Regions from separate parts of the Homo sapiens genome. Here region 1 is linked to region 2. Evidence: read pairs that join two places in POLR2A ChIA-PET (ENCODE). Cell type or tissue: Caco-2. All regions are shown on one strand. Links, peaks and the distances in the headings refer to the core of each region. The heading gives the core; the rest is flanking DNA. Region 1 overlaps DRAM1 (DNA damage regulated autophagy modulator 1). Region 2 overlaps MYBPC1 (myosin binding protein C1).

What was found. Peaks named below come from ENCODE experiments on the same cell type or tissue, not always from the same donor. Only the 100,000 strongest peaks of a DNase experiment are listed, where the experiment ranks them.
Region 1: POLR2A ChIA-PET joins it to region 2 with 10 read pairs; 2 of 35 experiments call an interaction of 5 or more read pairs at or near these places.

What each region holds. Positions count from the first base shown.
Region 1 is chr12:101,901,279-101,913,427 of GRCh38, reverse strand. It overlaps DRAM1 (DNA damage regulated autophagy modulator 1), which reads right to left. Exons shown (of 7, transcript NM_018370.3): 3 at 11,995-12,137; 4 at 5,065-5,242. Among named protein-coding and RNA genes, the nearest start is that of DRAM1, 30 kb to the right of the region's middle. In Caco-2, for the core only: no CTCF peak of the experiment used is centred there; DNase peaks (open chromatin) are centred at 3,907 and 4,777.
Region 2 is chr12:101,651,503-101,663,651 of GRCh38, reverse strand. It overlaps MYBPC1 (myosin binding protein C1), which reads right to left. Exons shown (of 32, transcript NM_002465.4): 17 at 10,868-10,974; 18 at 10,404-10,537; 19 at 3,821-3,980; 20 at 2,390-2,494; 21 at 1,106-1,294; 22 at 92-226. It overlaps LOC124902996 (a long non-coding RNA gene), which reads left to right. Exons shown (of 3, transcript XR_007063422.1): 2 at 3,257-3,336; 3 at 3,683-3,938. Among named protein-coding and RNA genes, the nearest start is that of CHPT1, 40 kb to the left of the region's middle. In Caco-2, for the core only: no CTCF peak of the experiment used is centred there; no DNase peak of the experiment used is centred there.

The DNA of each region.
Region 1 (12,149 bases), core at 3,671-6,170, 250 kb before region 2:
GGCCTAAAATACTATTTCCAAGGTAACAGCTTTAAGGAAAATTTTAAATTCCAAAGTGCCAAGGCTCATATACAAAAACAAGCTACAGAAACTCAAACTATTATCTTTAAAAAACAGACTTCTGTTGGGTAATTGGGTATAAGGTGAGCCCTTCCTTCCTGGACCAAAGATCTGGCAAATCAAAGAGATTCGCCCCATATCAGACTTCAGGGATGACTGACACATGCCTACAGTCCAGCCTAATAATGCCAGGGGCTGAGGCTCCTATCTTCCACCAGCAATACTTTCTGCATGAAGGCAGTGATAACCATTTTGATTGAACTTAGAATGCAAAAAAGAAAGCTAGAGAGAAATGGGATGCTCTAAAAAGTCTGCAAAATATTAGAAATTCAAAATGTTAGGCCGGGCGCAGTGGCTCACACCTGTAATCCCAGCACTTTGGGAGGCTGAGGCAGGCGAATCACCTGAGGTCAGGAGTTCGAGACTAGTCTGACCAACATGGTGAAACCCAGTCTCTACTAAAAACACAAAAATTAGCTGGGCATGGTGGCGTGCACCTGTAATCCCAGCTACCTGGGAGGCTGAAGCAGGAGAATCGCTTGAACCTGGGAGGTGGCAGTGAGCTGAATTTGCACCACTGCACTCCAACCTGGGCAACAGGGTGAGACTCTGTCTCAAAAAAAAAAAAAAAAAAAATGTTGAGCCAAGGAAAGTTTAGAGCCTCCTCTGAATTCAGAGTCAGCGTCATCTCTCTTAACTCCAACCCCCCGCAAATTGTGCAGAGTTTAATGCTTCTGATTCTCAAAATAAAAGAAGTAGAGAGCACAGAAGATTCTCTGATCATTTCATCACCTCACATCTGTTTCTAATAGTTTAAAAGCCTCTTAATTATTTCGTTTATTTATTCTTAGCTCCATCTTCAGTGCACCAGGTACCATTCTGGTCTGGGGGTGGGAGAAGGGAAAACTTGGTCTCAGCTCTCAGAAATATCACAACTTTGTTGGACCAGACCCAGAGAATGTACCATAGTAGACAGAAAAGAACTGGGTACAGCAATGACTGTAAGGGAAAATTATTAATTCAGAATGGAATGGGAGAAAGCTTCATTCAGTGAAACTTAATGTAAGTTGTGAAGTTTAAGGAGCTCTCTAGAGCAGCACCATCCCACAGAAATATGTGTAATTTTTAATTTTCTAATATCCAAATTTATTTATTTATTTATGTATTTGAGATGGAGTCTCGCTCTTTCACTCAGGCTGGAGTGCAGTGGTGTGATCTCAGCTCACCTGCAACCTCCACCTCCTGGGTTCAAGCGATTCTCCTGCCTCAGCCTCCTCAGCAGCTGGGATTACAGGTGCCCACCACCACACCTGGCTAGTTTTTCTATTTTTAGTAGAGATGGGGTTTCACCACGTTAGCCAGGCTGGTCTCGAACTCCTGACCTCAAATGATCTGCCCACCTCGGCCTCCCAAAATGCTGGGATTACAGGCGTGCCTGACCCCTAACTTAATTTTAATAATATATCTTATCTAACCCAACACATAAAAATATTGTCAATATAAGATATACATAATATGCAAAACATATCTTATGTATTGATAAACAACATACATCTTATTTAACTCAATATATCAAATAATATTGCTGATGATATCATTTCAATGTGTAATAATATAAAAAATTATTGAGATATTTTACTTCTGTTTCTTATCAAATCCTTGAAATCAGGTATATGTTTTACATTTAGGACACATCTCAATCTGGACTAGCCACATTTCAAGTATGCAAAAGCCACATGTGGGTACCATGTTGAACCAACAGCTCTAGCAAGACAAAGTGGAGGAGGATAATCCAGCCAAGTAGAGATCAGTTAAAAACAGAGGACAACAAACAACCAAGCCTGAGGGAGAAGCCCTAAAAACAAGGATGAAGAACTAGGAGGTCTCAGATCATGGGTCTGATGCAGAGGAACCTGGACTTTATGCTGTTGGTGAGTTCTGCGAAGGCTTTCAGAAGCTTTAGAAGCCCGGTGCAAGACAGATAATTCATCAGGAAAGGTTTAGAAGCAGGATTCTAACGTCTGCCTCACTAGGTGCCTCGGTTTCTTCGGTAGTCAAATGAGGCTATTATACAGAAATACTGCAGTAAGAAGAAACCAGGGCATTTTAAAGATGCTTTCAACTCTTTTTTTTGAGACGGAGTCTCACTCTGTCATCTGGGCTGGAGTGCAGTGGCACAATCTTGGCTCACTGTAACCTCCCACTCCTGGTTCAAGCGATTCTCCTCCTTCAGCCTCCCAAGTAGCTGGGACTAAAGGCATACGCCACCACGCTTGGCTAATTTTTGTAACTTTAGTAGAGATGAGATTTCACCATGTTGGCCAGGTTGGTCCCGAACTCCTGACCTCAAGTGATCCACCTGCCTCGGCCTCCCAACGTGCTGGGATTACAGGTGTGAGTCACCGCACCTAGCCTATTTAAAGATGCTGTCAATTCTTTGTAAGGAAATATAAATACCACACTAATGTTTAAGACAGAAGATCTTTTCGTGTGGATGAATTCATTCAAGTTAATCTGACATAGGGTTATAACCCCTTTCTGTATGGGGCTGCTTCCTGTTGGCATGACTTATAATAAGAACTTCCTAGAGGCCAGGCACAGTGGCTCACACCTGTAATCCCAGCACTTTGGGAGGCTGAGGCGGGTGGATCACCTGAGTTCAGGAGTTTGACACCAGCCTGGCCAACATGGTGAAACCCCCGTCTCTACTAAAAATATGAAAAGTAGCCGGGCGTGGTGGTGGGCACCTGTAATACCAGCTACTAGGGAGGCTGAGGCAGGAGAATTGCTTGAACCCGGGAGGCGGAGGTTGCAGTGAGCGGAGATCGCACCATTGCACTCCAGCCTGGGTGACAGAGTGAGACTCTGTCTCAAAAAAAAAAAAAAAACTTTCTAGAAATGAGAATTATTAGTAAGTGAAACTCTGAGGCCTGAAATGCTTATTTTGTGAAAACTCTCTGACTTTGATATCTAGGGATCTGTTTCCGAAGTTGGAAGCAAGGGAAGGTTTCCTGCATCAAGAAACTTTGCTTGTAACACTACAACCACTATTATGAATTTTACAACTAACACAAGATAAAATGTTGAAGGAGATATATTCAAAGAGAAAGTGTTCCTTTAACCTATAAGTAAGACAAGGGATTTGAGAAGCAACTATCTTAGGAACAAGGGTATATATTTTGTTGGTAAATTTCTCGGTACTAGGATTTGGCTACTCTGTGCCTGGAAATTTTGTAATTAAAAATGTCCTTCCCCAAGATGGAAGAAAACCCAAAATCATACTTAGACTTCACATTTTGTAGTTTCTATTTTAGAAAAGAAACACAAAGCTTAATATTTAGAAGCAAGTGATGTGTTTTCACTCCATCTTGCCCACTTTATACCGTAACTCAACCCAGACTAACAAAATTGCCGCCGATAACATAGTTCCGATTTTCCTACAATCTGACATTAGTCATCAATGTTTAATGACCCTGAAGCTTTCTCTGATATGACTACAGATGGTATTTTGAAAGATGGGGAACTCTGCAACTCTTTAAGACCACGGCTTTTTTTCTTTGTTAAATACTTCATTAAAGAAAAGAAAAAGGGAAAGAAAAAGCTTTCGTTTCCTCTAAATCAGAATCTACAAGCACGCTAAATTTATATTTTCATTTCCTTTCAGATTGCTGAGTTAGAAAATAAAATGGATTTCATTTTGAAAATGAAATCAGTGACTATAAAAAGAAAAGGCTAAACATATTTTAATTTACTCAGTAATAAGTGATCTAGAGCTTTTTAGAAATTTCTTCACATGAATGAGTAAATCAAACTGTCTTGCCACCTACGACGTGCAGGGAGGGGGAGAGTTTAGCCTTGAGGGACTTCGTGGGGCTATTACTTTGAGTACAATATCAATATTTGGTGTCTTTAGCCAAGCACTACAAAGAAAAATAAATATTTTCATATGGCTCATGAAACTGGCCCTGTGAGAAGGAAAGTAAACAGAGACTAAAGTGTTCCTACATTTTCCACCCTTCTTTCATACCATTCTTCCCCGCAAAGAGACTTTTGATCTAATTAGACAATGTTGAGACATTTTCTTAATGATCTACACTTTTTTTTTTGAGACGGAGTTTCACTCTTGTTGCCCAGGCTGGAGTGCAATGGTGTGATCTCGGCTCACTGCAACCTCCATCTCCCGGGTTCAAGCGATTCTCCTGCCTCAGCCTCCCAAGTAGCTGGGATTACAGGCATGTGCCACTATGCCTGACTAATTTTGTATTTTTAGTAAAGACAGGGTTTCTCCATGTTGGTCAGGCTGGTCTTGAACTCTCAACCTCAGGTGATCCACCCACCTGAGCCTCCCAAAGTGCTGGGATTACAGGCGTGAGCCACTACGCCCAGCTTGATCTACACTTTTATCCGAATTGTTTTTCTGAAAAAATGTGGAAACTTGGTTGTTATCCTTTGCTTTTTTTTTTTTTTTTTTTTTGGTTGTGGGGAAGGGAAGTGTCAAGCTTTGCTAAGACACGGTGACAAAGATCCTTTGCTTGGCTGAACTTTAGTCAAGCCCCTGAAACTTCTCCTAGGTCCATCTGTGCACTTCCTTGTAAGATCCAGTTTTAGCAAAGAACCCTGGCTAAGTCAGTTTAGCAAGGACCCCCCACCCTCATATCTGATCACACTCAATATCTGATTGGGTTCCTCCTCCTCCTCCACCCTTCCCAGGTGATGTCTGATCACATGGCCAGTACTCAATAAGAATCCTGTTAGGTTGGTTTGGCCAGAATTCCCCCTCATCCTTGAGGTTTCCTTTTAGTACTTTTCCATTCACTGACCTCATCCTACTCCTTGGCTATAGATTCGCACTTGCCAATGCTGTATTCAGAGTTGAGCCCAATCTCTCCGCCCTGCTGTCAGAACTCATTGCAGCGGTCCCTATAAAGTCTTCATTACCCTTCTTTAACAAGTGTCACTGAATGTTTTATTCCTTTAACAAGGCACAAATGTGAAAAAGGATACTGGGGATGACAGCTGCGCAAGAAACGGCAGAGATGACCATCCGTATGTGGCATGTCGAGAGACTGTTCCACTGGGGACATGATTTGTAAGAGATGATGGACTGTAGGAGCGTGTACACGACACCACAGACAAAGGCCAAAAGAGCGCCCCCGTCATGAACCACTGGCACAGCTAACTCCTGGAGAAAAAGTCATAAATGTGTGTTACTCTGGGTGGGTTTGTCAACATCGAACCGCAAGCACTCTCACTCTGGGCTGCTTTGAGCCATTGGTCATCACAGATGCACCACTTCTTGGAAAATGTGGCTGTTTGACTACCAAAAGAAAAGCCCTCCAGGTGCTGAAATTAATGCCAAAAAGTTGGTTGTTCCACAGCGAACCTGGGCTCATGGGACAAGGAAAGGAGGTCTGCCTTACAGGTGGGAGGGTTGAGTATGGTGGGCTTCAGAGTCTGGTACACCTGGATTAAAAGTCCTGACTCCACCATGAGGCTCTGTGACCTTACTGCAAAGCCTCGATTTCTGTATCTAAAAATGGGCATAATCATCTCAGTCTTGCATGTTTGCAGTGAAGATTATAGGATACATATCATATACAATTTTCTTTTTTTGTTGTTGTTGTTTTTGAGACAGAGTTTCACTCTTGCTGCCCAGGCTGGAGTGCAGTGACATGAACTCGGCTCACTGCAACCTCCGCCACCCAGGTTCAAGCAATTCTCCTGTCTCAGCTTCCCAAGTAGTTGGGATTACAGGCACGTGCCACCACGCCCGGCTAATTTTTGTATTTTTAGTAGAGACGGGGTTTCGCCATGTTGGCCAGGCTGGTCTCGAACTCCTGATCTCGTGATCCGTCCACCTCGGCCTCCCAAAGTGCTGGGATTACAGGCGTGAGCCACCGCACCCAACCCTGCCTTTTTTGTTACAGAAATTTTTGTTTGATGTCATCAATAAACTTCGGTATGATATGATTGAAAAAAAAAACCAAAGTACGTGACTCGTTCCATGATGGTGCCAAGGGTGGTTTGGGGTTTTTAGGCTCCCTGCTCCCTGATAATCTCTACTCATCCCTCCCAAGGCACCTCAAATGAACACACCATCTAAGTAAAACCACTGCTTTTGTTATGCAAATGCAGCTTCTTTTTTCTTCTTTTTTTTTTTTTTTTTTTGAGACAGGGTCTCACTCCGTCGCTTAGGTGGGAGTGCAGTGGCATGATCATAGCTCACTGCAGCCTTGAATTCCCAGGCTCAAGAGATCCTCCCAGCCCAGCAAGTAGCTGGGACTACAGGCACATGCCACCACACCCAGTTCTGGCTAATTTTTTTTGAAAGGCAGCTTCTAAACAAGTTCCCTGTCCCTGCCATCCTGTAACCAGCCATTTCAACCAGAAGGCAGCCCCTGTGCCAGTCTAGGCAGAAAGTTGGTGCAGACCCTGTACATACTACACACTCAAAATGCACCTCACCTTTGGCTCCCTTCTTTTCTTTTCTTTTCTTTTTTTTTTTTTTTTTTTGAGGCAGAGTCTTGCTCTGTCACCCAGGCTGGAGTGCAGTGATGAGATCTCAGCTCATTGCAACCTCCACCTGCCGGGTTCAAGCGATTCTCATGCCCCAGCCTCCCGAGTAGTTGGGATTACAGGCATGCACCACCACGCTGAGCTAATTTTTCTGTTTTCAGTAGAGACGGGGGTTTCTCCATGTTGGCCAGGCTGGTCTCGAACTTATGACCTCAGGTGATCCACCCACCTCAGCCTTCCAAAGTGCTCAGATTATAGGCATGAGCCACCACACCCAGCCTCAGCTCCTTTCAAATGTGCACTGGGCACAACCTTCCAGTCGAGGAACATTTAGATGGAACCACTGGGTCTTGACTTAAGCTTGAACATGCAAGCTTTGCAAAGGGCAAGTTAAAGTGTTGTCCAGGAGAGCCTGGTTTTGGCCACAGGCCACCCCTTGGCCTCAGCTCACGGTGAACACACTCTTCCCCCAGCTTCCCTCTGACCTGGGCTTCCCCAGCACCACAATATTTGCCATCCAGACAGTTCAACCTCAAGCTGGAGCACAAATGAATTGATATTAAATTTTCATTCACCACATAAGAAAGGGAGGTGCAGAAAAAAAAAAAGACCTTTTAACTTATTTCTAAGGAAATGTATTTCCTAGTATCAAACCTAGAAATAAGGGGAGAAATTGATTACATGATTGGTGTTATATTCAAATATGACTGCACTGACTCTGCAATACATCATATAGTTTCTGTATACCTAAGATACCTTGCATGGGCCAGGTACTGTGGCTCACGCCTGTAATCCCAGCACTTTGGGAGGCTGAGGCAGGTGGATTACAAGGTCAGGACTTTGAGACCAGCCTCGCCAACGTGGTGAAACCGCGTATCTACTAAAAATACAAAAACTAGCCAGGCGTGGTGGCGCGTGCCTGTAATCCCAGCTACCAGGGAGACTGAGGCAGGAGAATTACTGGACCCCAGGAGGTGGAGACTGCAGTAAGCCGAGATTGTGCCACTGAACTACATACAGTCTGGGAGACAGAGCGAGACTCCATCTCAAAAAATAAATAAATACATAAATAAATAAATAAATAAATAAATAAAATCAGATGGGCATGATGGTGTGTGCCTGTAGTCCCAGCTACTTCGGAGGCTGAGGTGGGAGAATCACTTGAGCTTGGGAGACCAAGGCTGCAGTGAGCTATGATAGCACCACTGCACTCTAGTCTGGGCAACAGAGTGAGACCTTGTCTCAAAAAATAAAATAAAAATAAATAAAAGACTGGGCACAGTGGCTTATGTCTGTAAACTCATCACTTTGGGAGGCCAAGGCAGGTGTATCACTTGAGCTCAGGAGTTCAAGACCAACCTGGGCAATGTGGTGAAACACTGTCTCTGCAAAAACTACAAAAATTTGCTGGGCATGATGGCATGAACCTGTAGTTTTAGCTACTCAGGAGGCTGAGGTGGGAGGACTGCTTGAGCTCACAAGGCAGAGATTGCAGTGAGCCATGATCACACCACTGCACTCCAGCCTGAGCAACAGATCAAGACCCTGTCTCAAAAAATAAAGGTAAAAATACAAATACAAATAAATAAATAAATAAGATTCCTAACATAGGCATATAGATTCAGGGAAGTTATATATGAAAAATAAAATACGACAGGGTATGGTGGCTTGTGTTTGTAATCCCAACATTTTGGGAGGTGGAGATGGGAGGATCACATGAGGCCAGGAGTTGAAGAACAGCCTCAGAAACATAGCAAGACCCCATCTCTACAAAAGTGAAAATAAGAATTAGCTGGGCATGGTGATGCACCCATAGTCTCAGCTACTCAAGAGACTGAGACAGGAGGAGTTCAAGGCTTAGTCTAAGCGTTCAAGGTTACAGTGAGCTATGATTGTGCTATTGCATTCCAGCTTAGGTGAAGGAGCGAGACCCTTTCTCAACCAATCAATCAAAAAAGCAGGGAAATGATGTTTAGATCAGACATGAATTTTCGATAAAGTTAAAACCCGGCACTCTTTCTGGATTGCTTTTTAGAAACTCTCTTGGTAATTTAAAAGGTAATAACAACAGAGAGGGAGAGAGAGAGAGAATAGTTTAATAAAGCTCTATCAGCCAGGCGCGGTGGCTCACGCCTGTAATCCCAGCACTTTGGGAGGCCGAGGCAGGTGGATCACGAGGTCAGGAGATCAAGACCATCCTGGCTAATGTGGTGAAACCCCATCTCTACTAAAAATACAAAAAATTAGCCGGGCGTGGTGGCGGGCGCCTGTAGTCCCAGCTACTTGGGAGGCTGAGGCAGGAGAATGGCGTGAACTCGGGAGGCAGAGCTTGTAGTGAGCCGAGATTGCGCCACTGCACTCCAGCCTGGGTGACAGAGCAAGACTCTGTCTCAAAAAAAAAAAAAAAAAAAAAAAAAAAAAAAACCCCTAAAGCTCTATCACTCAGCTTCAAAAAAAAAAAAAGAATATGTGAATACTGACAGAGTTAAACCTTGGAAAGTTTCTTTTCTAAAAAGGAAACTTTAAAAGTTTTTATTTTTAATTGACAAATAATAATTGTTTATAGGCTGGGCACGATGGCTCACACCTCTCAGCACTTCAGGAGGCCGAGGTGGGAGGATCACCTGAGGTCAGGAGTTCAAGACATGCCTGGCCAACATGGCGAAACGCCATCTCTACTAAAAAAAAATACAAAAATCAGCTGGGCATGGTGCCAGGTGCCTGTAATACCATCTGCTCGGGAGGCTGAAGCAGGGATAATTGCTTGAACCTGAGAGGCGGAGGTTGCAGTGAGCCAAGATCGCGCCACTGCACTGCAGCCTGGGCAACAGAGAGAGACTCTGTCTCAAAAAATAATAATAATTGTTCATATTTATGAGGCTTATAGGGGTGTGTGTGTGTGTGTGTGTGTGTGTGTGTGTGTGTATGTGTGTGTGTGTTTCCAGAGGCACGGTCTCCCTGTGTTGCCCTATGTTGCCCAGACTAGTCTCAAACTCCTGGGCTAAAGCATTCCTCCTGCCTTGGCTTCCCTAAGTGCTGGGATTACAGGTATGAGCCACCACACCTGGCTGTAGATGTTTTGATGTATGTTTACACTGTGGAATGATTAAATCAAGGTAATTAACATATCAATCACCTCACATACTTATTCATTTTTTTTGTGATGAGAACATTTAAAATCTACTGTTTTAGCAATTTTGAAATATACAATACACTATTATTAACTATAGTCACCATACTGTGCAGTAATAGATCTCCAGAATTATTAATTCAGTCTAACTGAAACTTGGTACCCTTTGACCAATACCTCCCCGCTCCTCATCTTCCTCTTCACTCCTGTAACACCATTCTACTCTCTCCTGTAAGTTTGATTTTCTTAGATTCCACATATAAGTGACAGCATTCGGTATTTGTCCCTCTGTGACTGGCTTATTTCACTTAGCATAAGGTCCTCCAGGTTCATCCATGTTGCCACAAATGACAGAATTTCAAAAAGAAAACTTTCTGAGGGAAAATAAAGTATTGACAGAAGTTAGTGAGGACACACCAAAAAGTAGCCATCTCACCCACCCATTTGGGAAAAAGATTATCTGTGAAATTCTCAAAAATGTGATTTATTGCAACTCAAGAAAAATCACCATGGCTGGGCACGGTGGCTCATGCCTGTAATCCCAGCACTTTGGGAGGCCAAGGCAGGCAGATCACTTGAGTTCAAGACCAGCCTGGCCAACATGGGGAAACCCTATCTCTACTAAAAATACAAAAATTAGCTGGACATGGTGGTGGGTGCTTGTAATCCCAGCTACTCGGGAGGCTGAGGCATGAGAATCACTTGAACCCGGGGCGGAGGTTGCAGTGAACCGAGATCGCGCCACTACACTCTAGCCTGGGCGACAGAGCAAGACTCTGTCTCTACAAAAAAAGAAAAAAAAAAAAGAGGCAGTCACACTCTCTCTTGCCCACACATCTCAAAATCATCTTGAGTTAGCTCAAGTTGGTTTGCTCCTGATATGACGAAAATGAATTACAGGATACCAAACAAGGAAGTTGTAAAGATACAGTTATCGGAACAATGACAAGTCAAACACTTTGCTCCTTGGGAAGTTAAGATTCTATTTCTGGTTTTTGTGGATTTAATCACATCATTGAAGACTTAAGGGGAACCAAAAGTTGAAATTATTTAACCATCTAAGTTTTCTTCTTAAAGTCAGCCCTTAAATGGTTTAAAAACTGACATCTGTATCTCTCATGATGTGGTTAGTCAGAGGATAAAGTGATATATCTATACTAGCCCCCATTAAACCATAACCACACTGTACTAGACAAATTATACCACTCTAGGTCTTCCTTTTTAAATTTTGTGTGTGTGTGCATCCTGATGGTAGAACTATGCATCGTGTACTTGGTTTTTTTGTCACAGATATATCTTCATGTTAGCATTGAGGATAGCTCTCACAGGCTCTAGGAAGATGACTTCAATTCAAAGCTCGCCTCTGCCATGCATTATTCAACTGATCTTAGGCAAGTATTAACCTCTCTAGGCCTCCATTTTACCATTGATAAATGGGGAAAATAATAGTGCCTATCTTACAAGGCTTTTATTATAATTGTATGGTTAAAATATGGAATATTTTCTTAAACATGTGTCACAGGAAAATTTCAATAAATGTTTGTTGTTATGAAAAACAAAATGCATACTGTCATAAAAATATAAAGAAATGTCACCGGGAGCCTCCTCTTTGAATACCAGAGGTTTAAATGGTAGAATTGGTAAACACATACAAATATTTTCACACTCTTAACAAAATCATCACAGTAGCTGAAGTAGCTCTCCCAACACATCAAACCACATCAATGACAACATGGAGCAATGCAAAGCCCAAGGCCTCCTCTGAATCACACACTCTCATAATCATGCAAATGTGCACCCCATTTCTCCCAAGTATCAGAACTCACTTTCAAATGCTTTTTTTTTTTTTTTTTGAGATAGAGTCTCGCTCTGTCAAGTGCAGTGGCACAATCTCGGCTCACTGCAACCTCCACCTTCCAGGTTCAAACAATTCTCCTGCCTCAGCTTCCTGAGTAGCTGGGATTACAGGCATGTGACGCCACACCTGGCTAATTTTGTATTTTTAGTAGAAATGAGGCTTCACCATGTTGGCCAGACTGGTCTTGAACTCCTGGTCTCATGATCCACCTCAGTTTCCCAAAGTGCTGGGATTACAGGTGTGAGCCACCACACCTGGCCCTGATTTCCAAATGTTAAAGGTTTCTAAAAAGCAAACTAACCCACTTATTGTAAACTCATCAAGCATTTAATGGCTATAATGGCATAAGTGTGCCTCTTGCATTTCTGCTGCTCTCTTCAGACACATACACTCCACCACTCCTCATAACTGAAAAAGCTCCAGATTATACCTGAAAATTGGCGACAATGCCCATTCCGAAACATCCCACCAATCCAAGCACTAAAGACACCAAGTTAAAAACAGGAGTGCTGAAATAGCAGGTTTGATTTTGCTTCTGTACTATTTTGTATCTTGTATACATCGTGGCTGCACCTGAAAAAGAAG
Region 2 (12,149 bases), core at 5,361-7,860:
TGCGTTCTCAAGAAAGAGAGACAAAAGAAAGGGGAGGGACATATCTCACCTATTGATGACAGTATTCATTTTATCTACTGGTTGTACTTACTTCCTTCAAAGCAATACTCTAGCACATAGCCATCTAAACCTGCTGCACCAATGTGGTCTGGGGGGCGCCACCTCATCGTGACAGTCGTGTCAGTGACAGAGTCCACAGTCAGAAGAGTAGGAGGGCTTGTTACAGCTTAAAGATAAAAGAGACAGAAAAGAATAAACTATTTACTACACAGCTATAGTGCAGGAACTGTGATAAAACCAATGGGGATACAAATAAAAATAGACACAAAAGCCCTACATCTTAATGAAATTCAGTTAAGACACCTTGAGCATGGATGTGTGTAAGGCAAAGAGCTGATCAATGTGAGAATTTTGGAAATGCTGTCATGGATTTTTTTCCAAATTGAGAAGCCGGTGTGGGAAGCTGGGAGGCCCAAAGAAGTTGAAGAAGGCAAGGTTTGGGATCTAATGATCTAGAGTAATTTTCCCATTGCTCTCTAATTTCCAAGTGCAAACTTGTATTACATTTTTTTCCATTGAAAAAAATACCTCATTGCCATAAAATAATGGAGATATCTTTTTTTTTTGCCTTCACTGAACTAACTTTTTTGATTTAATAGATAACATTTAAGGTGTGACCATAAAGCAAAGAAACCAGTTTCCAAGTGTAGCCTGTTGAACCGATCTCAATTTGTTTCAGTGATAGTTGTTTACACTAAGCTGGGTTATATTAACAGGTTAATACCTTCAGAAGGGCAAATGGAAAGTACTCACATGTCCATGGACTCAGCAATATGTTTTCAGTGGGGAATGGCAATCAGAGCCACCCACAGTTGGCACTGGAATTATGGTAACGAATTCCAGGGCCTATGTTATGAAGTTATTCAACTTGACCAAACCTACTTTTTAATTTCTTAGACATAAAATTGTACCTAACTGTTTCAAGCTCCTGCCCACCTACAACTCTAAGAAGTGTCCAGGCCTGTTCCAGTTAGGGATCAGAGAGAAAGCAGTCATACTCTGGGGCAATGATTCTGATGACAAAGACTCATCTCTCTTGACTTACCCAAAGGAACAAAAGGCCTGGAGGGCATACTGGGCTTGGAGATGCCAATGGCATTGACTGCAAAGATGCGGACCTCATAGGCCACACCTTCAATCATCTTCTTGGGCTCAAAAGTTGTTTCTTTGCAGAGATCAAAATTCAGCCTCATCCACCTGGAGCTTTGTTTCTTCTTCCTCTCAATAAAATATCCTGCAGGTATGCAAAATGAAAACTAAGGTTTTTCCTTGGTCTCTGAAATTAAACATTGTCAGATAATAGAAGTCCTTAAAATTTTGCATTTTGTCATCAATCTATGTGAAATAGTCATATATGTATGTAAATATTTTTAACCTATCTTATTCCAAGAGAATAGAAATATTAATATAAAATATAGATGAAAATAATGGGACTAAGAAATTAAAATTATACTACAAAGAGAAGAAAAATGGATCACAGTTAAGTCAGCCATAGCAACTTAGTCACTGTAGGTGAACAATATAATCAGAGGCAATGTAGTTGACTCTGAGTCCCAGCAAGGAAGATAAGAAGAGGGAAATGACCAGTTTTGTGAGTCTCATTATTAGCAAAGAGAAAAAATTCTCATGGCATAGGGGAAGCAAATGCTTCTAAGCATTTAAATATTTTTTCTTTCTTTTTTTTTTTTTTTTTTTGAGACAGAGTCTCACTCTGTTGCCCAGGCTGGAGTGCAGTGGTGTGATCTTGGCTCACTGCAACCTCCACGCCCCAGGGCCCAAGTGATCCTCCCACCTCAGCCTCCTGAGTAGCGAGTAGCTGGGACCACAGGTGCGCACCACCATGCCCGGCTAATTTTTGTATTTTTAATAGAGGTGGGGTTTTACCATGTTGGCCAGACTGGTCTCGAATTCCTAGCTTCAAGTGATCCACCCACCTAGGCCTCCCAAAGTGCTGGGATTACAGGTATGAGCCACAATGCTCAGCCTAATTATTTAATTCTAAAATAAATTTCTTCATAGACAAAATCATGTAGAATCAGACGTTCACTGGCTAGGATGGTGGAAGTTGGGCTTATAGTTGCTTCAAAATTAGTGTGTATAAATGTCAAACAAAAAAAGAAACCAGCAATCAGATGATATTCATCAGAGCTATTTAAATCTCGAGTAATTACAGAGCATCTCAACATATATATTTCATTTTGAATGCATAAAGTCACAGTAAAATAGGTTTTCTTCTAAATGCAATACTTTAAAATGTGCTCTGTACTAAGATGCGTAAAGAGGACACAACTGTACTGGCAGTTACACAGACTAACCAACATGCAGTTACCTAGGATTGGAGAGCCTCCGTCGTAGGCAGGAGGCTCCCAGTTCATGATACACCAGTCATCTCCCACCTCTGTCACAGTCGGTGCCACTGGAGGATCAGGGAAGTCTGTGGCAGACAAAAAATAGGATAAAGTAAAATAAGGAAGAGGGAGTAGAAAAAAAAAGTTAATAGGAAAATATGTTTCTTGGTGATAATCATTGAAACTGTTATTTCTGAGTACTTTCCCATGTTTACTGAATTATGCTTATGATATGGTTTGGCTGTGTCCCCATCCAAATCTCATCTTGAACTGTAGCTCCCATAATTCCCACATGTTGTGGGAGGGACCTGGTGGGAGAGAATTGAATCACAGGGGCAGTTTCCCACATACTGTTCTCGTGGTAGTGAGTAAGTCTCAAGGGATCTGATGGTTTTGTAAGGGGAAACCCCTCTGGCTTGGTTCTCATTCTCTCTCTCTTGTCTGCTGCCATGGAAGACATGGCTTTCACCTTCCACCATGATTGTGAGGCCTCCCCAGCTACAAGGAACTGTGAGTCCATTAAACCTCTTTTTCTTTATAAATTACCCAGTCTCTAGTAGGCCTTTATCAGCAACGTGAAAACAGACTCATACAAGTTAGTAATTAATTTGGGCAAAAATTTGTGCTCAATATGGGATAAGGGAAGATGAGCCCACCCCTTGCCCGAAATAAAAATAATGATGTCTCCAAATCCCTTAAACCCGTGTCCCAACATTACAGAATAAGCCCCATATGAAACCCAAGACTCTCATTCCTTACCTTGAAAATGTTAACCAAGAAATTATTGTCTAAATGTTGAATATGGTTGTTGTGGTTGTTGTTTTTAACTACAAAGTGAACTTCCGCAGAACTGAATCAAAGAGTTTTACAAGACTCAAGATGTTGGCTGGTAGAAATCCAAGTCAAAAATGGCGAGTCACAATATCTTGTAAGTATAGTTCAGTGTCTGATAAAAATGACCTCAGTTTTTGGTCAATTTGAAATATGTCATTTAAGGAGAAACTAAAGTAAGAAGAGGAGAGCATCAGACCTTGGAACAGTAGTAATCTGCTAGACTCATTTTATTCAGCTTTGGGCTTAGGAAAAATGCACTTCGATAGTTGTCTAAGGACAAGGCAGATCTAATCCCTCTGTAATGATTGTGATGTGGGAAGTTATTTAGCAATTGTGTTTCAGTGATGTTTAAAGGGCACCAAAAGGGAATATGACTTTGGAGAGCTAATGACCAGCAACCCCAAATGGCTGACCTTAGCTCTTCTTTCTCCAATGATAAGTCCTCTAGGCAAGAAAAAAAAAGAAGATAAGGGAAAGACAAAGGAAGGAAATGGAAGGAAAGGACAAAGAAGGAAAGTCTACTCTGAATCTTGACATGTCAGCTTGATTCTAGAAGTGCGTTTACCTGGAGGACTTACCCACAACTTTAACCTTGATGCTTGCATGTGCCTCTCCAGCTTCGTTTTTCAGATTGATGTGGTAAACACCAGAGTCATCTCTTTCAGCTATATCAATGACCAGAGTGCTGCTATCAGGGTAAGATTCTGTTCTTATCCGGCCACTGCCTTCCATAATAGCCTAAGAAGTGGAGAAACAAAATGTGGCATGATTTACACAATAAACAGGGCTACTTCAGAGTCTCCTATAAATTGAGCAATTCAGCAGACTATAGAGTGTATAGTGTATAGATTATATAGTGTATTTGGTGGACTATATAGTGTAACTATATAGTGTTCATGCCTATTATATGTTTTCTCAGTTTAATTCTCCCCCAACTCTAATGACAAGGTATTATTATACCATCTTACACATAAAGAAACTGAGACTCATCTTGCTCAAGGTCACACAGGTAGGAAGTAGCAGAAATGGGATTTGATCCCAAAGCCCACTAGCCACCAACTTTCCCAAGAGAAAATTGGAGGACTAAAAATACAAGTGCAGACATGTCATTCTAGGAGAGGAATCCCTGTGTATGAAATTAGAAACCCTCAAACTCCTATCAGAAACTAAATAATGATTTGTTCATTTTCTTAGATGTTTGGAAAATTTTAAAATACCGAAAAGGATTGAAGAAGGCTGCAAGGCCAATTTTCCATTTTCTTTTTCTAGTAAAAACATAAAAGAATGCACATCTAATTCCCAAAGTAAAGACAGAGCGAGGTTGAGCCTCCTATTATATTTTCTTTCTTTTATTTTCTTCTTCTTTTTTTTCACTTTTTTTCTTCTTTCTTAAACCTGAAATTTAAAGCAGGATTACATTTTTCTGATTCCCAGGTTGTATCTTCTATAAGACAATCAATAGCCAATATACAAAGAGGAAAAACAGAGAAGGTCAAAGTAATTTAGAAACTGGTTATTTGCCACTAAATACTAGGTAAACTCTCTACTCTTTTGTGTCTGTATCAGGACTCATAAGTCTTCAATAACCTGAGATTGTGATCACAGTAAGAATACCTGAAATAATTCTCTAATTCTTCCATTTTGTAATAGAACAAAATTTCCTCATATCAGCCAAATTCTAATGTAAGATTTTAATAGATGTTCTCTTTTGTTTTTATTTATTTTTTATTTTTCTCCCTCCCAAAGCTAATCCATCTCCTTTGTATCAATTCTTTTAGATTTTCTACACAACCATGTCATCTGTGAACAAAGACCATTTTATTTCTTCTTTCCCAATTTGTATACCCTTTTTTTCTTTTATTGCATTAGCTAAGCCTTCCAGTAAAATGTTAAAAAGCAGTGGTGACAGGAGGATACTCTTGCATTATTTCTGATCTTGGTAGGAAAGCGTCAAGTTTCTCACTGTTAAGTATAACTTTAGCTGTTGGGTTTTTCTTTTTACGGTAGATTTTTTTTTTTTTATCAGATTGAATACATTTCCCTCTATTTCTATTTTGCTGAGAGTTTTCTTCATGCATTTTGTCAAAGATTCTTTCTGCATCGGTTGATATAATCATGTTACTTTTCTCCTTTAGCCTGTTGATGTAGTGGATTACATTAATTGATTTTCAAATTTTGAGCCAGCATTGCATACCTAGAGTGAGTTTCACTTGGTCTTGGTGTATAATTCTTTTCATACATTGTTGGGTTTGATTTGCTCTTTTTTTTTTTTTTTTTTTGAGACGGAGTCTCGCTCTGTCGCCCAGGCTGGAGTGTGTTGGCGCGATCTCGGCTCACTGCAAGCTCCGCCTCCCGGGTTCACGCCATTCTCCTGCCTCAGCCTCCCGACTAGCTGGGACTACAGGCGCAGCCACCACGCCCGGCTAATTTTTTTTGTATTTTTAGTAGAGACGGGGTTTCACCGTATTAGCCAGGATGGTCTCGATCTCCTGACCTCGTGGCTAATGTTTCATTAGAATTTTTGCATCTACATTTATGAGAGATATTGGTCTGAAATTTTCTGGTTTTGATATTAGGATAAAACTGACCTCATAGATTGAATTAGGAAGCATTCTGAAAGAGATTAAGGCACAATTTCTTTCTTAAATGTTTGGTAGAATTTACCAACAAACCCATTGGGGCCTGTTGCTTTCTGTTTTGTAAGGTTATTAATTATTGATTCAATTTGTTTAATAGAGATAATCCTTTTCTGATTGCCTATTTCTTCTTGTGTGAGTTTTAGAAGATTGTATCTTTCAAGGAGTTGGTCCATTTCAACTAGGTTGTGAAATTTATGGGCATAGAGTTGTTCATAATATTCCTTAACTATCCTTTTAATGTCCATGGGATTTGTAGTAATGTCCCTCTTTCATTTCTGTTAATTAGCCTTGACTCTTCTTATCCTACTTAGCCCGGCTAGAGGGTTATACGTTTTATTGATATTTACAAAGAACCAGCTTTTGTTAATTTCTCTATTAATTTCCAGTTTTCAATTTCATTTATTTCTGCACTAATTTGTATCATGTCTTTTATCTGCTTACTTTGAATTTAATTTACTCTTCTTTCTCTTGTTTTCTAACACGTAAACTTTGATTACTGGTTTTAGGTCTTTCTTATTTTTAAATATATGCAATCATTGCCATTAATTTCCCTTTAAGCACTGCTTTTGCTGCAACTTAAACATTTTGATATGTTGTATTTTCATTTAATTCAATATATTTTAAATTTTCTTTTAAGATTTCATCTTTGAAGTGTGTTGTTTAATCTTCAGGAATTTGAGGGATTTTCAGCTATTTTTCTGTTATGTATTGATTTTTAGTTTCACTTCTGTAATTTATTTATTTTTAGTTTAATTCCATTGTCCCTGAGAGCAGATATTATATGACTTCTATTTTTAAAAATTTGTTAAGGTGTTTTTATGGCCTAGAATGTGTTCTATTTTGGTGAATATGCTATGTGTGCTTGAAAAGAATGTGTAATCTGCTGCTATTGGATGAAGTAATCTATAGATGTTATTTATATACAATTGATTGATAGTGCTGTTGAGTTCAGCTGTGTCCTTACTGATTTTCTGTCTGCTGAATCTGCCCATTTCTGATAGAGGGATGTCAAAATCTCCAACTATAATAGTGAATGCATCTATTTTTCATTGCCGTTCTATCAGTTTTTGTCTCATATATTTTGAGGCTCTGTTGTTAGGTGTATACATGTTAAGGATTATTAGGCTTTCTTGGAGTATTGACCCATTCATCATTATGTAACGCTCATTTCTATTCCAGATAAATTTCTTCGCTTTGTAGTCTGCATTGTCTGAAGCTAATATGGTTACTCATACTTTCTTTTGTTTAGTCTTAGCACAGCATGTCTCTCTCTCTCCCTATACTTTAATGGATGCAACTTTATATTTAAACTGGGTTTCTTATAGTCAACATATCTTTGGGTCATGTTTTTGCTCTACTCTGACAATTTTGGGCTTCTAATTTGTATATTTGGACCATTGACATTTAAAGTAAATATTGGTATAGCTCGATCAATATCTGTCATATTTGTTATTATTTTCTATTGGTTGCCCTTCTTCTTTGTTCCTATTATTGTCTTCTACATTTTTTTCTGCCTTTTGTGGTTTTAATTAAGCATTCTATGTGATTTCATTTTCTCTCCTTTATTAGCATATTAATTTTACTTCCTCTTTTTTAAACTTTTTAAAGTGGTTTCCCTAGTTTACAATATATATTTACAATTAACCCAACTCCACTTTCAAACAACACTACAGTGGTTCACAAGTAGTGCATGTACTTTAAAATAATGAAATGTCCCTAATTCCTTTCTCCCATTTTTTGTATTATTGCTGTCATTCATTTCACTTATATATAAAATACATAAATATAACTATATAAGCATACCTAATTGAATACATTGTTGCTTTTATCATTTTGAACAAAGTATTATTTGTTAGATCAACTGAGAATAGGAAAAAATGAAAAAGTTTATTTTACCTTCACTTATTCTTTATTTTATACTCTTTCTTTCTTTATGTAGATCTGAGTTTCTGACCTATATTATTTTCCTTTTTCTGAAGAACAACTTTTAATATTTTTTTGCAAGACAGATCCATTGGCAACAAATTCCCTAAAGTTTTGTTTGTCTGAGAAAGTCTTTATTTCTCCTTCACTTTTGAAAGATAATTTCAGAGGGTACAGAATTCTAGGTTGGTGGGTTTTCACCCTGAACACTTTCAATGTGTCACTCCACTCTCACATTTTGGCAGTTTGCCCTGTATCCTCACTTCTCTGACATATGTAAGAGGAGTTGCTAGTTTTTCCGTTTGTCCAGCTTTTTACTTGTTAGGATAGAGTGGCAACTTCTAAGCTGATTACATGCCCGAATGAAAATTTGAAGTCTAACTGATTCTTTAAATTTTTTTGGACTTTTTCTCTTGTGTTTCATTTTGGATCATTTCTATTGCTATGTCTTCAAATTTGCCTTCAATGTCTAATTAGCTATTAATTCCATCTACATATTTTTTATCTGAGACATTTTATTGCTTTCATCTGTAGGTGATTAGATTTGGATCTTTTTATATTTTCCATTTCAGTTCACTTTTTTCACTTAACTTTCTCTTAATTTTTATTTTATTTTATTAAATTTCTCTTAAATTTAATTTAAATGGAGAGCTTAACATTTCTCCACCTAACTTTTTGAACATATGGAATACACTTAAAATAACTATTTTCATATGCTCGACTGCTATTCTAATTTACATGTGAGATCTGAATTGGCTGTAACTGACTTTTCTCCTCATTTTGAGCTGTGTTTTCCTGCTTATTTCTCTACCATAATGTTTGACTGGATGGCAGGATATTGCTAATTTTGTCATGTTGGGTGCTTGATATTTTTGTATTCCTATATAAATCTTGAGCTTTGTTTTGAAATGCAATTAAATTATTTGGAAATTGATTGAATCTTTTAGACTTGTTTTTATGACTTATTAGGTGGGTCCATGACAGTGCTCAGTCTAGGGTTAATTATTCCTGCAACCAAGGCAAGGCTTTCCTGAGTACTCTACTCAATGCACTGTGAATGATGAGGTTTTCATGTCTAGCTAGGGGGAACAGGCACTACTATTGGCCTTGTGTGAGTGCCAGTCCACTTCTCTTTAATCCTTTCATATGTTCCTTTCTTGAATCTTGGGTAGTTTCCTCATAAATGTGCACTGATCTTTGCTGAATACTTGAGCGTGTTCCTCTGCAGAGCTCCAGGGGGACTCTCTGTGCAGCTCTCTCCTCCAGTATGTATAGTATGTATCCTATGAACTCTAGCTGCCTTGGTCTCCTTGTACAATGGGAGTCCTAAACTTAGGGAGTCCACTGGGTTCTGTCCAGGTTTTTCTTCCTTGTGCCACTGCCTGGATACTCTTTTATGGCAATAAGCTTGAGGCAATTATAGGGCTTATTTCATTTGTTTATCATATTTCATAGTCATTGTCTTTCACGATCTGATGTCCAATGTCTTGAAACCCATTGTTCACATATTTTGTCTATTTTGGGGGTTATTTCAAGTGAGTAGGTAAATCTGGTTCCTGTTATTCAATTCTGGTTGAAAGTAGAAGTCTCATTCTGCTTTTTATTATTTAATTTTATTTTTAACATTAAAAAAATTTGTTTTGAGATAGAGTCTCACTCTGTCACCCAGCTGGAGTGCAGTGGCGTGATCTCGGCTCACTGCAACCTCTGCCTCCCGGGTTCCAGCAATTCTTGTGCCTCAGCCTCCTGAGTAGCTGGAATTAGAGGCATGCTGCCACCATATTTGGCTAATTTTTTTGTATTTTTAGTAGAGATGGGGTTTCTCCATGCAGGCTCAGGCTGGTCTGGAACTCCTGGCTTCAGGTGTTCTGCCTGCCCCAGCTCCCAAAGTGCTGGGATTACAGGCATGAGCCACCATGCCCAGCCTCATGTCTTCTTTTTAAATGTAATTTTTCTTTTTTTGCTTTTATTTTTGTAGAAAGCCACGGAGTCACACTTGAGCTGGCACTACTCTACCATTTCACCCTCACTTGCATTTCTCCCAATCATTCACTTTGCCCCAGCCATGCTGGCTTTCCTTCTGTTCCTCCAACACATCAGGCTTATTCTCTCCCCTTGGCCTTTGCACTTGTAATTGCCTCCGTATGGAAATGTCTTCCGTTTGATCTTCACATAATGGGTTCCTTGTTCTTCACAGAGGCTGCCATTGACTATGCAGTTACTTGCTATTGTATCATTCTCTTTTATTATCTTCTTGTACTTATTACTATCCAAAGTGACTTTGTTCATTTATTTATTTAATAATTCATTTTCTTTTTCATCCCCCCAATTTCATTAGAATAAAAATGAGGCTTTTTCACTGTGCATCAAAACATGCTTTGCTACATAATAGTCAGAAATATGAGAAGTAAATTAATGATGATCAGATTTGCCTGAAAATCAGTCATCTTTCTTTTTCAAAGGAATTACATCTTTACTGTACTGCTGTACATTTATTTGTTTTCTACCTTCATCTGAATAATGGAGGGCAAGGGGTGGGGTAGGCAGTGTGTCTGCATATGTGTGTGTGCATGTGAGTGTGTGCAAGCATAAAACAAACCTTATCTCCCCGGCTCCACATGGCTTTAGGAGGTGGTTCTCCGCTGATGGGGATCTCAAGACGAAGCTTGTTTCCTGCAATCACTGTCACTGTGTTGTCAGCATCAAGACCATCCAGGATGATCTTAGGAGGATCTAGAATATTAAGCATAGTCTTTGTTATCAGACAGTCATTTCTGTGTAAATATCTGCACTAATGTTTGGCTAGTATGATGGTAGTAACCAATATTTTATCTAATCAAAAAGAATATAAGAGGAGTCAAGATAGTTGGTGCCTGGCACCTTGCAAAACCATTTTATTGTAAGGTGTTGGTATAAGTCACCAATCTTTCTGATTGGTGATTAATACCAATTGATGTATTTTTCCTTAAATGTCACTTAGTTTTGAATATATTATAATTCCATGGTAAGCAAAAGCAAACAAAAAAGAACACAACTATGCAATGAATTATTTTATCTACTCACCAATAACATGAACTTTGGCAGGCAGAGTAACATTGTAGGCATCAGGTGCAAATACATAATCACCTTCATCTTCAGTGAGGGCATTGGCTATCACTAACTTGTGGATCCTAAGGAAACAAGGAAAATGTATTTCTAAGACTCCAAAGATCTAGTTTATATATGACCCAAGCTGAAAAGACACTTGACCTTTATCTGATTAACTTCTTTAGTGCAGGAAAGAGAGGGAGAGAGAGAGAGAAAGAGAGAGAGAGAGAGAGAGGATGAGAAGCCTTAATTATCCTACTTATTGATTCAAATTAAATCTTTATTTTGGACTATATGGAATTATCTCCACAAATAGAATCTGCTTATTGTATATGCAGAGTCTATTATTCTTTTTTTTCATCTCATAGCTTTAAAAAGGCTAAAATAGAACATATCAATAATGCTATACTTTAAGATTCAAGAGATGCCAAGAATAATCTTGATTTTGGCTTTACATCCCAAACCCTAAGAACAATAGCTCTTAACTTTATTGGGGTCACAAACTAGTGAATATCTGATGGACACTATGAATCCTTTCTGTGTAAACAGTATGTATTTTTGTACACATAGAATTTTCTCACAATTTCACAGGAGTTATGGGGCTTCCTAAAGTTCATTTATGATACCCTAAAAGCCCATGAATTCAAAGTTAAACTCTTGCCTTAGATCTTTGCCAGATTCTAGGATATTATGTCCCCTACGCAAATAAAGATTTGTGGGAAGGCATTGTGACACTTATTGGTTAGAGACGGTTAATCCATTTGATCAGGTCCTCAATTAGAATTCAGTATTTTTCCTCTAACTTCATGTTTATTATTTATTTTAGAGACAAGGTCTCTCATTCTGTTTCCCAGGCTGAAATGCAGTGGTGTGATCTCAGCTCACTTCAACCTCCCCCTACTGGGTTCAAGCCATCCTCCCACCTCCCAAGTAGTTGGGATTACAGGTGCATGCCACCACGCCTGGCTAATTTTTGTGTTTTTTGTAGAGATGAGGTTTTGCCATGTAGCCCAGGAGCTCTTGAACTCCTGAGCTCAATTGATCCGTCTGCCTTGGCGTCCCAAAGTGTTGGGATTACAGGCATGAGCCATGGTGCCTGGCCTCTAACTTCATGTTTAAATGGAAAAAGAGTCAATGGATTTTGAATAGACAAAGTACCATAGTGTGAGGTACAGATACAGGATTATGAGTAGGACATGCTATACAACAGAGAAATCACACCTTCTTGCTAGTTGGAAGCGAAGAATCAGGAATAGAT